2 separate regions of the Homo sapiens genome follow, and region 2 is linked to region 1. Evidence: read pairs that join two places in POLR2A ChIA-PET (ENCODE). Cell type or tissue: Panc1. All regions are shown on one strand. Each heading gives the region's core, and the rest is flanking DNA. Links, peaks and the distances in the headings are about the cores only.

Region 1 (7,927 bases), core at 1,718-6,717:
GATTTACATGAGGGCTGGTAGAATAGGGAAGGAGAGCTGCTTCAAGCAGTAAGCTCAATGAGTGCAAAATAAATAAATGAACTGAGTTTTAAATTCTTGGTCTTGGTTTGAAGAAGGGATTATAAATCAACCTTTTTCCTCTCCTGAGCTAAGCCACTGACCTCTTTGGTTTGAATTGCCAAATATAGTTAAAATATACACTGAAGCTTCAAGAGCTGGTTTCGGGGGGGAAGGCCTTCTGAGCTATTCCTGGCCAAATACAGCCCCACACTGTAGGTCTTAAGTCGCCTGGAAGAACACCTGTGTCTACAAAACTGCAAATAGAGTTTCCACCCTTGAGGTGGGATCTTTTGTCTTGGCAACTGCTGCTCAAGGCACCTTTTTAGAGGATGTTCTGAACTGACTCAGAGAGAGAGAGAGAGAGAGAGACAGAGAGAGAGAGAGAGAGAGAGAGAGAGAGAGCGCTATGACATAAGGCCCCTCCTTTCCCCAGCTGAGAAGGAGAAGGCCTTGTTATCCTGAGTCTCACAGAGGTTTCTGCCAAAGCCAGGCTGGAGGCTTGGTCTTCATGTGCATGGGAAGAAGGGTGAGGCTAGATAGCTATCTGGTGGTCCCACTGGTCTTGTTCCAGAGCTATTTTGGAACATTCTGGAAAAACAATAAAATGACTGTGGCCACACAGGCAGCTGAATTTAGTAGGTTTTTGTACATTTATCCAACATTAGGAAAGTAGTTTTGAGTATTAAGATACAATTTTAGAGCATAAAAAATGCATTTTACTTATTTACAATATTTATTCAGTGTAGAAGAAAAAGATTCACCTGCAATACTACTTTCAGAGATAACCACTATTAATATTTTAGACATTTTAATCTTTTATTTATTTATTTATTTTTTTAGAGACAGGGTTTTGCTCAGTTGCCCAGGCTGGAGTGCAGTGGTTTGATCAAGCTCACTGCCTCAGACTCCCAGGCCCAAGCAATCCTCCTGCCTCAGCCTCCTGAGTAGGGGTGACTATAGGCATGATGCCTGGCTAACTTCCTTTTAGACATTTTTATGTATTATACCTATACACACTTTAAAAAATTGAATTCAGTGGAGAGAGCTGAATTAAACCTACTCAGTTTAAGGCAAATTGTCATTACCAATCTGCGCAAGGCTTCTCTCTTTTTAAAATTATTTTATTTTTTCTTCTTTAATTTCCATATCCCTTCACATCTCCTTTATAGGAACCTCTTTAATGTGTTTGATATCTGTGCTTATTATAGTACGCAATCTTGTAAAATCTGCTGTGTTATTTCACAACTTTACATGTTTTTAACCTGCAAACACATTGTGTTAAAATATTTATTGTTTCCTAATCTCACTCAACACTTTAAAAAAATTATCCAGGTAGATTTGTTTCCTCTTACTGCTGAATATTACTTATTTTATGGATCTGCCACATTTTACTTTTCTTGTCTTTTAATGAGGGACACTTGGGTTGCCCCCAGTAACCCTCTGCCACAAACAATATGTAAATTAACCTTCCATTTCATGTCCTCTTATGGGTCTAAATGGAAATTTCTTGGAGATATATACCCAGAAATGGCATCATTTAGTTAAAAGGCTTCTACATACAGATTACGCTAAATTGTATGAGATTGCTTTCCAAAATGCCTGTACCAGTATTCATTTCCACCAGCAGTACCTGAGAGTTCTCATCTCCCCATGTCATTGCAATATTTGTATGTATGATGGTTAATTTCATATGTCAACTTGACTGGGCTAAGGGATGCCCAGATAGATGGTAAAAAATTATTTCTGGGTATGTCTGTGAGGATGTCTCCAGAGGAGATTAGCTTTGGAACCGGTAGACTGAGTAAAGAAGCTCTCTCACCAATGTGGACAGGCATTATCTAATCTGTTGAGACCTGGAATAGAACAAAAAAGGCAGGGGAAGGGCAAATTCTCCCTCTGTTTTCTTGTGCTGGGACATCCATCTTCTCCTGCCCTTGGACATCAGACCTCTTGGTTCTTGAGGTTTCCAACTTACACCAGTGGCCTCACTCCATACTGAGACTGGGAGTTATACCATCAGTTTCCCCGGTTTTCAGTCCTTTGGACTCGGACTGAATTACACCCCCAGTTTTCCTGGTTCTCCAGTTTGCAGACGGCATATCTTGAGACTTACCAGCATCCATAATTGCATAAGCCAGTTCCCATAATAAACAAACCAACAAATCTATACATATCCTACTGATTGTGTTTCTCTAGAAAACCCTGAGAAATATAGCATGGATTGTCTTCTGATGTTTGCCATGCTGATGGGTATAAAAGTAATATTGTTTTACTTTCCATTACTGGTTGCTGGTGAATTTTGGCATATCTTCATTTATTTATTGGTCATTTGAACTTTTCCTAGTGGGCTACACAATTAAAAAGAAGTGAGATCATATTTGTCCATGATCTGCTGATGTGTTTTTTTTTTTTTTTTACTTCTCAGTATATTTGGGCATCTTTTGATGCCAATAAATATATCTATGCAACATCATTTTAATATCCTGCACAGTATTTCATTTTATTAAAATGAAATGAAACAAATTATGAAACAAATCATAATTTGTTTAACCATTCTTTGCTGTTGGATGTTAAGGTTATTTTGGTTTTGGGGTGTGTGTGTGTGTGTGTGTGTGTGTGTTTCTCACTCTGTCCCAGGTTGGAGTGCAGTGGCACAATCATAGCTTACTGTAACCTGAATACCCGGGCCCGACCAATCCTTCTGACTCAGCCTCTTGAGTAGCTGGGACTACAGGTGTGCACCACCATGCCCAGCTAATTTTAAAAATATTTTGTAGACTGGGGTCTCACTATGTTGCCCAGGCTGGTCTTGAACTCCTGGCCTCAAGTGATCCTCCTGTCTTGGCCTCCCAAAGTGTTGGGATTACAGGCATGAGCCACTACTCCTGGCTGAGTGCTAAGATTTTCCCTCTGTGTTTTTACCATTAAAAATGGCCCCAATATAGCTGGGTGCTGTGGCTTGCACCTGTATTCCCAGCTACAAGGAGGCCGAGGTGGGAGGATCACTTGAAGCCAGGAGTTCGAGACCAGCTTGGGCAACATAGGGGGATCCCATCTCTAAACAATTTTTTAAAGCCCTCAATGAACATTTTTATGTGCATTCAACTCATCTTTGAGTAATTTAATGACTATTTTTTAGGATAAATTATTACAAATAAAATTATTGGGTCATTGGGTCTGTACTCTTTTTTGTTAAAGCATTTGAGCCAGATTGCCTTCTGGAAGGATCAATTTTTACTTCTACTAACAGTATAAAAAAGTCAATTTCTGGCCAGGTGCAGTGGCTCATGCCTGTAATCTCAGCACTGTGGGAGGCCAAGATGGGTGGATCACCTGAGGTCAGGAGTTCGAGACCAGCCTGACCAACATGGTGAAACCCCGTCTCTACTAAAAATACAAAAAATTAGCCGAGTGTGGTGGCAGGTGCCTGTAGTCTCAACTACTCAGGAGGCTGGGGCAGGAGAATCGCTTGAACCTGGGAGGCAGAGGTTGCAGTGAGCCACGATTGCGCCATTGCACTCCAGCCTGAGTGACAAGAGTGAAACTCTGTCTCAAAAAAAAAAAAAAAGTCAATTTCCTATTTCCTTTGAAACACTGAACATTATTCTTCTTTTCAATTAATAATATTATGTCATGTAATAGGTAAACATGGTGTTTCCTATTGCTCTTTAAAAAGTTTTATTCTTTTCTCATGTTTTTGAGACTGTATTTTATATCCTTAATAATTTAAAACATTTAGTTTATAGTTTCGTTCTAATAACTCTGCTACCTTTATCTGCTGACTCTTATTCATTGTGATGTATTTCTTCCTATTTCCTGTAATTTGGGGTTCCGAGCTCATCTTATTAAAGCTTAGTTGATGGTAATTCTGTGTGGACTGGGTTGAGTCCCTTCAGAGAGATTTATGTTTGCTTCTGCCAATTGTCCCAAGGTTATTACCCATCTGAGACCATTCTTTATATTAATTTCTTAATTTTATGTTTATGAACCACGCAAAAGTGCATCTGTGCTGGTGATGTGGGGTGTAGCATTTTGAGAGTCCTTGGATTTACTTGAGTATCTCAGTTCCTTTTCTTCTGTCCCTAAACAAATCTCTGTTACCAAAGGGAGGAAACCCCTTCCGCAAAGCCCAGGCAACTGCTTTTCAGCTCAAGTTTTCTACTCTGGATTTTAGTTACCTTGGTTTAGTTTTCTGTGGCTTTCCTGTATTTTCATGGGGTTCAGCTATGCATTTAAAAGGATATTAAGTGTATTTTACTTAGCATTTCTAGATGTTTTATAGTAGCAGGATTTTCAACTTAGTCTGCTATATCACCAGAAAGAGGAATCAGCATTGTTTAAAAAACAAAACTTTAGACAAATTAAATTTAACATAGTTTAACTGCGTAAAGAAGGATTCATGAATCAGGCAGCCCCCGAGAGCCAGAGTAAGTTCAGAGCATCTCTGGTGCTGCCACGTGGTTGGAGAGGATTTATGGACAGAAAAACAAAAGTGACATTGAGAAAATGGAAGTGAGGGACAGAAACAGCCAGACTGGTTACAGCTCTGTGTCTGCCTTTTTAAAACAAGGTTTAAACACTTAGCAACCTGTGAGTAGTTGAAGTATGGCTTCTGTGATTGGCTGAGACTTGGCTGCTTGTTGCAAGAGTAGGTTACAGTGTGTTTTCACATCGTTAGGTTACCGTTCACTACGTATGCAAAAAGCTTTTGGCCAAACTTAAAATATTTAAGGAAGCAGATTTAGACTAAATTTAATTTAACAGCATCAACTCTTCTCACTACTTTAACTTATTTCCATGATTATTAGTGTAGCTTGAGTATTTTTGATGTCTTCATGATCATTTATATTTCCCCTTATATATATATTATTATTGTTTATTTATTTACTTATTTATTTTATTTATTATTAACAGACAGGGTCTCGCTTTGTCACCCAGGCTGGAGTGCAGTGGCATGATCATAGCTCATTGCAGCCTCCAGCTTCTGGGTTCAAGTGATCCTCCTGCCTCAGCCTCCTGAATAGCTATGACTATAGGCGTGTACCACCCTGGTTAATGTTTAAATGTTTTGTAGAGAGGAGGTCTCACTATGTTGCCCAGGCTGGTCTTGAACTCCTGGGCTCGAGTGGTTCTCCTGCCTCGACCTTCCAAAGTGCCGGAATTATAGGACTGTAATTATAGGATTATAAATGAGCTACCACGCCCTGCCATTTTTTTTTTGAGTTCTTGATTCATTCATTCTGTTGGAATATTTGTTTTTTTCCTGTTGATCTGAAATACTTTAATATTCTTATTGATTAAGAATACTAAAGTTTTGTCACATAGAGACACACCTTTTTTCTTTTTGTAGAGAGAGTGTGGCTTATTTTTTGCCATATAAAACTTATAAATATTTATATAATCAAAGATACCGATGTTTTCCTTTATAATTTCTGTCTTTACTGGCTTGCTTACGAAGTCTTTCTCTGCCTCAATATTTTAGAATAGCCATCTCTTTTTTTCTAATATTTTTATGATTTTGTTTTATACTTTAAACATTTTATTTTATTTATTTTTTTGAGACAAGGTCTCACTCTGTTGCCCAGGCTGGAGTGCAGTGGCGTGATTGTGGCTCACTGTAGCCTCGACCTCCTGGGCTCAGGTGATCCTCTCACCTCAGCCTCCCTAGTAGCTGGGACTACAGGTGCACACCACCACGCCTGGCTAATTTTTAAATTTTTTGTAGAGATGGGGTTTCACCATATTATCCAGGCTAAACATTTTAAAGCAAATGGAATTTATTTTGGCATCTGATGAGGTAGGGATTTAACTTTTATTTTCCCCTAAATTGTTAGCCAATTGTCCAGTATTTATACTGAGTAATGCATATTTTCTGTAGGACCTGAGGGTCTTCCTTCATCATATGCACCAGAGGTTTTTAAACTGTGTTCCACAGAGAGTTTTCCTGAGTTACTTCTGAAGTTTTCTGGGGAGAAAAAGGGGAAGAAAAAAATGCTAGTCTCTCTCTCCAGCTTCTAGTGGAACATCTCTATTCCTTTTTTGTTTTATTCCTTTTTGTTGGTGCTCCTCGTCAGATTTTATTTGAAGATTTTATTTGAAGAAAGAATTCATCTTCCTGCAAATCAGTAATATAATAATTCTTAAATAGTAAATATTTAAATTTGTTTCTGGCCCTTTTAATCTCTTCCATTGCTCAGTCTGTCTTTTTCTGCACCAGTTTTACAACTTAAAAAATTATGAAAGCTTTCAAACGCACAAAAACAGAGAAATAATAATATAATGACCCCCCATATGCTCATCATTAAAATTCAATAATTATCATGATATTGCCACATTTGATTCATCTATCCTTTTTTCTTTTTTGTTTTTAAAAAATTTTTTTGCCAAAGTATGTTTTTTCTTTTCTTTCCTGCCTATCCTTCTCTTTTCTCTTCTTCCTCTTTCTTTTCTTCTTTTCTTAATAACTTTTTCCTTTTCTTCAATTTTCTTTTGTCCAGTCATCCTATCATATCACCCACACATACTTCAGTATGCATCTGTTTTAAAAAAATGAAAATAATGTTTTCTTATGTAGCCAAAATGCTATTGTCACACTTAACATTAAAAATAATTCTGCAGTATCATCTCATAGCCAGGCCATAATCAACTTTGCCCGATTGCCTCAAAAAATGTCTTTTGACAATGGTTTGTTCAAAATAGAATCCAGACAAATTTGTTCTATCTCTAGTGTTTCTTTAATCTAGAGCAAGCTCCTCCCACCTTTTGTTTTTGGCCATTGGCTTGTTAAAGAAAACAATGATTTAATAATTGTGATTTAGAACTGTTATTATCAAGAAAAATCTTGGTTCTCCTCTTCACTCTGCCTGTGTGGACTCAGCCAGAACATCCTGGCCTGCTCACTTGTGGGGGCTTGCCTGAGGGGAGGTGTGGAGTGGCCAGTGTTGCAGTATTTCTTACATAGAGAAAGGGTATCTTGAAATGTTATTGTTCATGCTTTTCTTTGCTACACTTTTTCCACTTGACCTTTTCCCTAGTAAATCAGAGGCATTGCCTTGAGGAGAATTAGGATTGGTACAACCGGAATGCTAACAGAAAGAAACAGTCAGAATGAAACAGTAAATGTTCAGTTTTCTGACTTTAAAATAGCCTCTTGAAGCCCACATCAAAAACAATAGTTTTGAAAGCCAAAGCCTTTTGTTTGCAGAGAACCAGGTTTTGTTGAGAGAAGAAAAGGCTCTTGAGAATCAAAAGGGAAGGCCCGGAAGCATCAGGGATTGGGCTTTACCCACACTGGAAAGAGACTAGAGGGAGAGCTGGACTAAGCCGCCTTCATCCTGGGCGGGGGGAGAGCAGGGACCTATGAGGTTGCAGGGAGGCCTTGGGAAAGAGCCCACAGAGAGGAGGACATCAGCATGGAGAGACTGCAGATCAGTCCCAGCAAACCTGTGGAGGCCAGTTAAATGCCTGGAGCTCATCCCCTGCCATTCAAGTGAGTCCCACTGTTGCCTGAGCCAAAGAGCCATGTTAGTTGCTCTTTTTACTACTGCTGGAGATCTTTCATCAATAGCAGCCTGCAAGTCACGCTCAGATGGCCCAGCAGATGTGATACTTGCCTAAGTCTGGAGTCATTGCTGAACCTTACCCTACCCACATTGCCCTACATGGCAGAGGACACTAATAAGCCACCCCCAACTTCTTAGACCAAAGGGCAGAGCAATTAACACCAAAGGGGTGCTAGAGCTGAAGGAAGAGTCACCCACCCCTGTGTTTGGGAGGGACTGGACTCTGGGGAGGCGTACTCCACTACATTCACAAGTCACAGATGCGGGGGAATCCCCCAGCCTTGTTTTGCTCCTATGTTCAGCTA
Region 2 (7,927 bases), core at 1,043-6,042, 770 kb before region 1:
ACTTCTCTGTATTGATTATTCTAGTTATACATTCTCCTAAATTTTTTTCAAAGTTTTCAACTTCTTTGCCTTTGGTTTGAATGTCCTCCCGTAGCTCAGAGTAATTTGATCGTCTGAAGCCTTCTTCTCTCAGCTCGTCAAAGTCATTCTCCGTCCAGCTTTGTTCCATTGCTGGTGAGGAACTGCATTCCTTTGGAGGAGGAGAGGCGCTCTGCTTTTTAGAGCTTCCAGTTTTTCTGTTCTGTTTTTTCCCCATCTTTGTGGTTTTATCTACTTTTGGTCTTTGATGATGGTGATGTACAGATGGGTTGTTGGTGTGGATGTCCTTTCTGTTTGTTAGTTTTCCTTCTAACAGACAGGACCCTCAGCTGCAGGTCTGTTGGAGTGCCCGGCCGTGTGAGGTGTCAGTCTGCCCCTGCTAGGGGGTGCCTCCCAGTTAGGCTGCTGGGGGGTCAGGGGTCAGGGACCCACTTGAGGAGGCAGTCTGCCCGTTCTCAGATCTCCAGCTGCATGCTGGGAGAACCACTGCTCTCTTCAAAGCTGTCAGACAGAGACATTTAAGTCTGCAGAGGTTACTGCTGTCTTTTTGTTTGTCTGTGCCCTGCCCCCAGAGGTGGAGCCTACAGAGGCAGGCAGGCCTCCTTGAGCTGTGGTGGGCTCCACCCAATTCGAGCTTCCCGGCTGCTTTGTTTACCTAAGCAAGCCTGGGCAATGGCGGGTGCCCCTCCCCCAGCCTCGCTGCCACCTTGCAGTTTGATCTCAGAGTGCTGTGCTAGCAATCAGCGAGACTCCGTGGGCCTAGGACCCTCCGAGCCAGGTGCGGGATATAATCTCCTGGTGTGCCGTTTTTTAAGCCCGTCGGAAAAGCGCAGTATTCGGGTGGGAGTGACCCGATTTTCCAGGTGCCATCTGTCACCACTTTGTTTGACTAGGAAAGGGAACTCCCTGACCCCTTGCGCTTCCCGAGTGAGGCAATGCCTCGCCCTGCTTCGGCTCGCACACGGTGCGCGCACTCACTGACCTGCACCCACTGTCTGGCACTCTCTAGTGAGATGAACCCGGTACCTCAGATGGAAATGCAGAAATCACCCGTCTTCTGCGTGGCTCACACTGGGAGCTGTAGACTGGAGCTGTTCCTATTCGGCCATCTTGGCTCCTCCCGCCGAAATTTTTAAGTTCTAAACAACTCTTTAATCAGTGACAAACCAAAACTGAATTACAGACTTTTATTTTTTTTTTGAGATGGAGTCTTGCCCTGTCGCCCAGGGTGGCATGCAATGGTGTGATCTCAGCTCACTGCACTGTCCGCCTCCCGGGCTCAAGCAATTCTTGTGTCTCAGCCTCCCAACTAGCTGAGACTATATGTGTGTGCCACCATGCCAGGCTAAGTTTTGTATTTTTAGTAGAGATGGGGTTTCATCATGTTGGCCAGGCTGCTCTCAAACTCCTGACCTTAAGCAGTCTGCCTGCCTCAGCCTCCCAAAGTGCTGGGATTACAGGGGTGAGCCACTGTAACTGGCCGGACTATTTTAAACTATACAACGATGAGAATGTATGCTCTTCAATTACACATAGAAGTATGAATGATCCTCACAAACATAATGCTAAGCAAAAGAAACTAGACACAAGGGTACAGACTAACAATTCTCTGCCATCTGAAGTCAGGTAGTGGTTACACTTGGTAGGGAGGCCAAGTTAGGGAGTAGAAGGAAGTCCAAGGATGAGTTGCCAGGGCCAACCAGCTTCATGAGCATGCGCACAAGGCCCTGCACTTAGGCTCAGCGTTTGGCTAACACTCTGCTGTCACCATTTCAAAATTATTATTATTATTATTATTTGAGATGGAGTCTCACTCTATTGCCCAGGCTGGAGTGCAATGGCGCGATCTTGGCTCACTGCAACCTCCACCTCCCGGGTTCAAGCGATTCTCTTGCCTCAGCCTCCCGAGTAGCTGGGATTACAGGCATGTGCCACCATGCCTGGCTAATTTTTGTATTTTTAGTAGAGATGGGGTTTCACCATGTTGGCCAGGCTGGTCTTGAACTCCTGACCTCAGGTGATCCACCCGCCTCGGCCTCCCAAAGTTCTGGGATTACAGGCGTGAGCCACTGCACCCAGCCAAAGTCGTTAATGATATTTGACCAAAGGGCTGAGCATTTTCATTTTGCACTAGGTCCTGCAAATTATGTCATTGGTACTGGCAATGTTCTGTTTCTCAGTCTGGGTGTTGAATTTGTGAATATTCACCAAACTGAACATATTTTGATATGTTTGCTTTTCTGTATGTGTATCATACTTCAATACAAAGCTTAAAAACAGAACTATAGGCTATTTTAAAAATAACTCATGAAACACTACTTATGAAATGCAGCCAAAGTAGTATTCACAAGAAAATGCATGGCTGTAAACACTGTTATTGCTTAGTGAGAATAAAAGTTCATTAACAAAGTAGACAATGCAGGAAATTAAAAGGGGAAAATGTCACAGTAAGGTAAAATCTAAAGAAAGCAAAAGGAAAAAATTAAGGATAAAAGCAAACTGAATTATTTCAAAACCAGAAAAACAATATAATTGGCCCGGTGTGGTGGCTCATGCCTGTAATCCCAGTGCTTTGGGAGGCCAAGGGAGGAGGATCATTTGAGGCCAGGAGTTCAAGACTGGCCCAGGTAACACAGCAAGACCTTGTCTCTACAACAACAACAAAATTAGCCCGGCATGGTGGTGCATGCCTGTAGTTCTAGCTGCTCAGAGGCTGAGGCAGGAGGGTTACTTGAGCCCAGGAACTGGAGATTATAGTCAGCTATGATCACACCACTGCGCTCCAGCCTGGATGACAGGGAAAGACTCTGTCTCTAAAAAAAAATTTTGGGGGCCGGGCACGGTGGCTCACGCCTGTAATCCCAGCACTTTGGGAGGCCGAGGTGGGCGGATCACGAGGTCAGGAGTTTGAGACCAGTCTGGCCAACATGGTAAAACCCTGTCTCTACTAAAAATACAAAAATTAGCCAGGCATGGTGGCAGGCACCTGTAATCCCAGCTACTTGGGAGGCTGAGGCAGGAGAATCACTTGAACCCGGGAGGCGGAGGTTGCAGTGAGCCGAGATTGCGCCACTGCACTCCAGCCTAGGTGACGAGGGAAATTCCGTCTCAAAAAAAAAAAAAAAAATTAAGACAATATAGTTGATGAATAACTCTAAGATCTGGTTATTTGGCAAGAAGCAAGCAACAAATTTGATAAACCACTAGCTAACAAAACAAACTAAAAAAGAAATGACATAAATATACACATCAGGAATGAAAAAGGGTTTATAGCCATCAGTACAGAGGAAATGAGAATTACAAGGGAATACCTTGCCCAACCCAATACTAATACAATATAAAATCTGAATGAAATAGATAATATTTGAGGAAATATAAAATTACCAATTGGGACTCAAAAATCTAAACAGATAAATAATGATGGATAAAAGCTGTCAAAAGATATACTTAAGGACCTAAGCTAAAACTAGATAGGTTAATGAGCAACTTCTTTCAAATATTCAGGTAATCAATCATACTCATATTCCAAAGGATAGATAAACATCTCAGTGTTCCATAAAGCCAAAATTTTACATCATACAGCAGGAAAACTATGGACCAGTCTCATTTATAAATGTAGATTTAGAACACCTTAAAAAACACAGGCACATCTTGGGACTAGATTATGAAATAGAAAAGTATAATTAAAAATTAAGGCTGGGCACAGTGGCTCATGCCTGTAATCCTAGCACTTTGGGAGGCTGAGGCAGGCGGATCACCTGAGGTCAGGAGCTTGAGATCAGCCTGGCCAACATGGTGAAACCCCGTCTCTACTAAAAATACAAAAATTAGCCAGGTCTGGTGGCGCATGCCTGTAATCCCAGCTACTGGGGAGACTGAGGCAGGAGAATCGCTTGAGCCTGGGAGGTGAAGGTTGCAGTGAGCTAAGATGGTGCCCTGCACTCCAACCTGGGCAACAGAGCAAGACTGTGTCTCAAAAAACATTTTTTTAAATTAAAACAATCAAAAAATTAAAATTAAAAACATTAAAAAGGAAAAACAAAATGTAAAACTCAGGCACATCTCATTTTATTGCTCTGCTTCATTAGGCTTTGCAGATACTTCGTTTAAAAAAATATTTTATTTTTCAGACCGCAGGTAACTGAAACTGCAGAAACTGAAACCACAGATAAGCAGGGACTGATTTTGTTATAAAATGGGGCGCCCTGTGCTTGGACGTCTTCTTTATTTTATTTTTTTATTTTTTGAGACAGAGTCTCGCTCTGTTGCTCAGGCTGGAGTGCAGTGGAGTGATCTTGGCTCACTGCAGCCTCCACTTCCCAGGTTCAAGTGATTCTTCTGCCTCAGCCTCCTGAGTAGCTGAGATTACAGGTGTGTACCACCACATCCCACTCATTTTTTGTATTTTTAGTAGATACGGTTTTTTGCCATGTTGCCCAGGCTGATCTCGAACTCTTGGCCTCAAGTGATCCACCTGCCTCAGCTTCCCAAAATGCTGGGATTACAGGCATGAGCCATTGTGCCTAGCCAAATACTGCATTTTTACAAATTGAAGGTTTGTGGCAACCCTATATTTAGCAAGTCTGTCAGGCCATTTTCCCAACAGCATATGCTCATTTCGTGTTTCTTTGTCATATTTTAGTAATTTTTGCAATATTTCAAACTTTTTTATTATTATTATGTCTATTATGTTGATCTCTGATCTTTGATGTTACAACTGTAACTGTTTCAGGGTGCCACAAACCGTGCCCATACAAGATGGTGAATTTAATCTATAAATGTTGTGTGTGTTCTGACTACTGCATGGACTGGGTGTTCCTCTGTCTCTCTCCCTCTACTGCAACCTCCTCATTTCCTGAGACACAAAAATACTAAAATTAGGCCAGCTGGAACCCTACAGTGGCTTCTAAGTGTTCAAATGAAAGAAAGAGTCACACATCTCTCATTCTCAAAAGCTAGAAATAATTAAGCTTAGTTAGGAAGTCATGTCGAAAGCTGGGACAGGCTGAAAGTTAGTTAGCTAAGTTGTAAATGCAAGGGAAAAGCTTTTGAAGGAGATTAAAAGTGCTACTCCAGTGAATACACAAATGAGATAAGAAAGCAGAACAGCCTTATTGCTGATATGGAGGATGTTTGAATGGTCTGGATAGATCAAACCGGCCACAACATTCCCTTAGGCCAACGCAAGGCCCTAATTCCCTCCCTTTTTTTTTTTGAGAGGAAGTCTCTGTCGCCCAGGCTGGAGTACAATGGTGTGATGTCAGCTCACTGCAACCTCCGCCTCCCGGGTTCAAGTGATTCTCCCCACTCAGCCTCCCCAGTAGCTGGAATTACAGGTGCCCGCCACCACGCCTGGCTAATTTTTGTATTTTTATAGAGATGGGGGTTTCACCATGTTGGCCAGGTTGTTCTCGAACTTCTGACCTCAGGTGATCCACCCGCCTCAGCCTCCCAAAGTGCTGGGATTACAGGTGTGAGCCACTGCGCCCGGCCCAATCAATATTATTATTAATATCCCCATTAAAGTCAGGAGCTAGACAAGGATTCTCACCACCTCTGTTATTTAATGTTGTTCTGGAAGTGCTAGTTAATGCAATTAGACAATGGAATAAAAGTCAAAATACTAAAGTGGATGAGAGCATTATTATCAATTACCTGATTGTCGGCCTAGAAATCCAAAATGATCAAATGAATAGTTGTTAGAACTAATACAAGAGAGGCCGAGCGTGGTGGCTCACGCCTGTAATCCCAGCACTTTGGGAGGCCGAGGCGGGCGGATCACGAGGTCAGGAGATCGAGACCATCCTGGCTAACACGGTGAAACCCTGTCTCTACTAAAAAATATAAAAAATTAGCCGGGCATGGTGGCGGGTGCCTGTAGTCCCTGCCACTCGGGAGGCTGAGGCAGGAGAATGGCGTGAACCCGGGAGGCAGAGGTTGCAGTGAGCCGAGATCACGCCACTGCACTCCAGCCTGGGCGACAGAGGGAGACTCTGTCTCAAAATAAATAAATAAATAAATAAATAAATAAATAAATACAAGAGCACAGAATATTCTTTCTATATTTCTTTTATTTGCACTTATTTTATAATGGTTATTTTTCTGTGCTGTGTTGTTTCTAACAATTGGCTGACAAGCATACTGACAGAGCCAATTGTTTCTAACAATTGGTTTCAAGCACACAGGACCCTGAAAGTCAGCAGAGCTTGGTAGTGGAGGCTGAGAGTGGGGATGGGATGGGCAGAAACAGTTACAGCTTGGATCCCTCAAAAACCTTAAATGGGGCTGGGTGCAGTGGCTCACGCCTGTAATCCCAGCACTTTGGGAGGCCGAGGTGGGCAGATCACTTGAGGCCAGGAGTTCGAGGCCAGCCTGGCCAACATGGTGAAACCCCATCTCTACTAAAAATACAAAAATTAGCTGGGCGTGGTGGCTGTGCCTGTAATCCCAGCTACGTGGGAGGCCGAGGCATGAGAATCACTTGAACCTGGGAGGTGGAGGCTGCAGTGAGCCAAGATCGTGCCACTGCACTCCAGCCTAGGGGACAGAGCAAAACCTTGTCTCAGAAAAACAAAACAAAACAAAAACCTTAAATGGAAGGCAGGCGATGGCAGTCAACATCAGCCAGAGTGTGTGTGAGCAATCCTAATGTTCTGAGGCTAGAATGGGGTTGGTGGAGGAGACACAACAGAGCCTTTAACGCTGCTCTTGACATTGCACTGCACCACATTGAAGTGAGGCTACAATGAACCAGAGGGATCCAGGAAGCCCTCTTCCTTATCAGCACCTCTCCACGGACTGCAGGCAGAGCAGAAAGCTGTTTGTCTGACGGTGGCGGGAAGGTCATTCCAGATGAAGAAACCAGATTAAAAAACAGAAGCACAGGCTCCTTTCCCAAGAGCAAAGCTAGAGGAGGGACAAAGCCACGTGAGGAAATGAGGAAGGGTCAGGCATATGTGGCTTGAAAGAGAGGAGAGCTCTAAGTATATCAGAAAAGGCAAGGGGATGGCTCTTCAGGACTCATGTCGTAATTCTGTCTGCCCTATCCTGTTTCAGAGATGACAAGGCCTTCCTCCTGGCTCTCTCTTTAGTAGGCACCTAAGCACTTTGACTTATTGTTCTCTCATTCAATCCATGCAACAACTCTTAGAAGTCAGATTTTTTGACAGTTTTTAAAATTTACTTATAAAAATTTATTTTTAATTTTCGAGGGTATGTAGTAGGTATATATGTTTATGGGGCATATGGGATATTTTGATACAGCCATACAATGTGTAATAATCACATCAGGGGAAATGAGGCATCCATCCCCTCAAGCATTTATCCTTTGTGTTATAAATAATCCAATTATACTCTTTTAGTTTTTTTTTTTTTAGAGATGGAGTCTTGCTCTGTCACTCAGGCTGGAGTGCAGTGGCACGATCTTGGCTCACTGCAAACTCTGCCTCTCAGGTTCAAGCAATTCTTCTACCTCAGCCTCCCAAGTAGCTGGGATTACAGGCATGCACCACCATGCCTAGTTAATTTTTGTATTTTCAATAAAGACGGGGTTTCACCATGTTGGTCAGGCTGGTCTCAAACTCCTGACATCAGGTGATCCTCCCCCCTCGGCCTCCCAAAGTCCTGGGATTACAGGCATGAGCCACTGCGCCTGACCTGTATGTCTCCTTTTGATAAATGTCTATTCAGATATTTGGTGAGCCACTGTGCCCGGCCAATCCAGTTTTAAAATGGGCAAAAGATCTGAATAGACATTTATCAAAAGGAGACATACAGATCAGGCACAGTGGCTCATGCCTGTAATCTCAGGACTTTGGGAGGCCGAGGCGGGTGGATCACCTGAGGTCAGGAGTTCGAGACCAGCCTGACCAACATGGTGAAACCCTGT

The links. ChIA-PET counts read pairs that join two places held together with the same protein. Peaks named below come from ENCODE experiments on the same cell type or tissue, not always from the same donor. Only the 100,000 strongest peaks of a DNase experiment are listed, where the experiment ranks them.
Region 2: POLR2A ChIA-PET joins it to region 1 with 5 read pairs; 3 of 35 experiments call an interaction of 5 or more read pairs at or near these places.

What each region holds. Positions count from the first base shown.
Region 1 is chr11:10,310,220-10,318,146 of GRCh38, forward strand. The region is part of intron 1 of CAND1.11 (a long non-coding RNA gene); the gene reads left to right. Among named protein-coding and RNA genes, the nearest start is that of CAND1.11, 5.9 kb to the left of the region's middle. RefSeq lists a silencer at 4,676-4,745. In Panc1, for the core only: no CTCF peak of the experiment used is centred there; no DNase peak of the experiment used is centred there; H3K4me3 peaks cover 493 bases; H3K27ac peaks cover 4,353 bases.
Region 2 is chr11:9,545,203-9,553,129 of GRCh38, forward strand. No RefSeq gene overlaps it. Among named protein-coding and RNA genes, the nearest start is that of WEE1, 25 kb to the right of the region's middle. RefSeq lists a cis regulatory region at 6,596-7,224. In Panc1, for the core only: no CTCF peak of the experiment used is centred there; no DNase peak of the experiment used is centred there.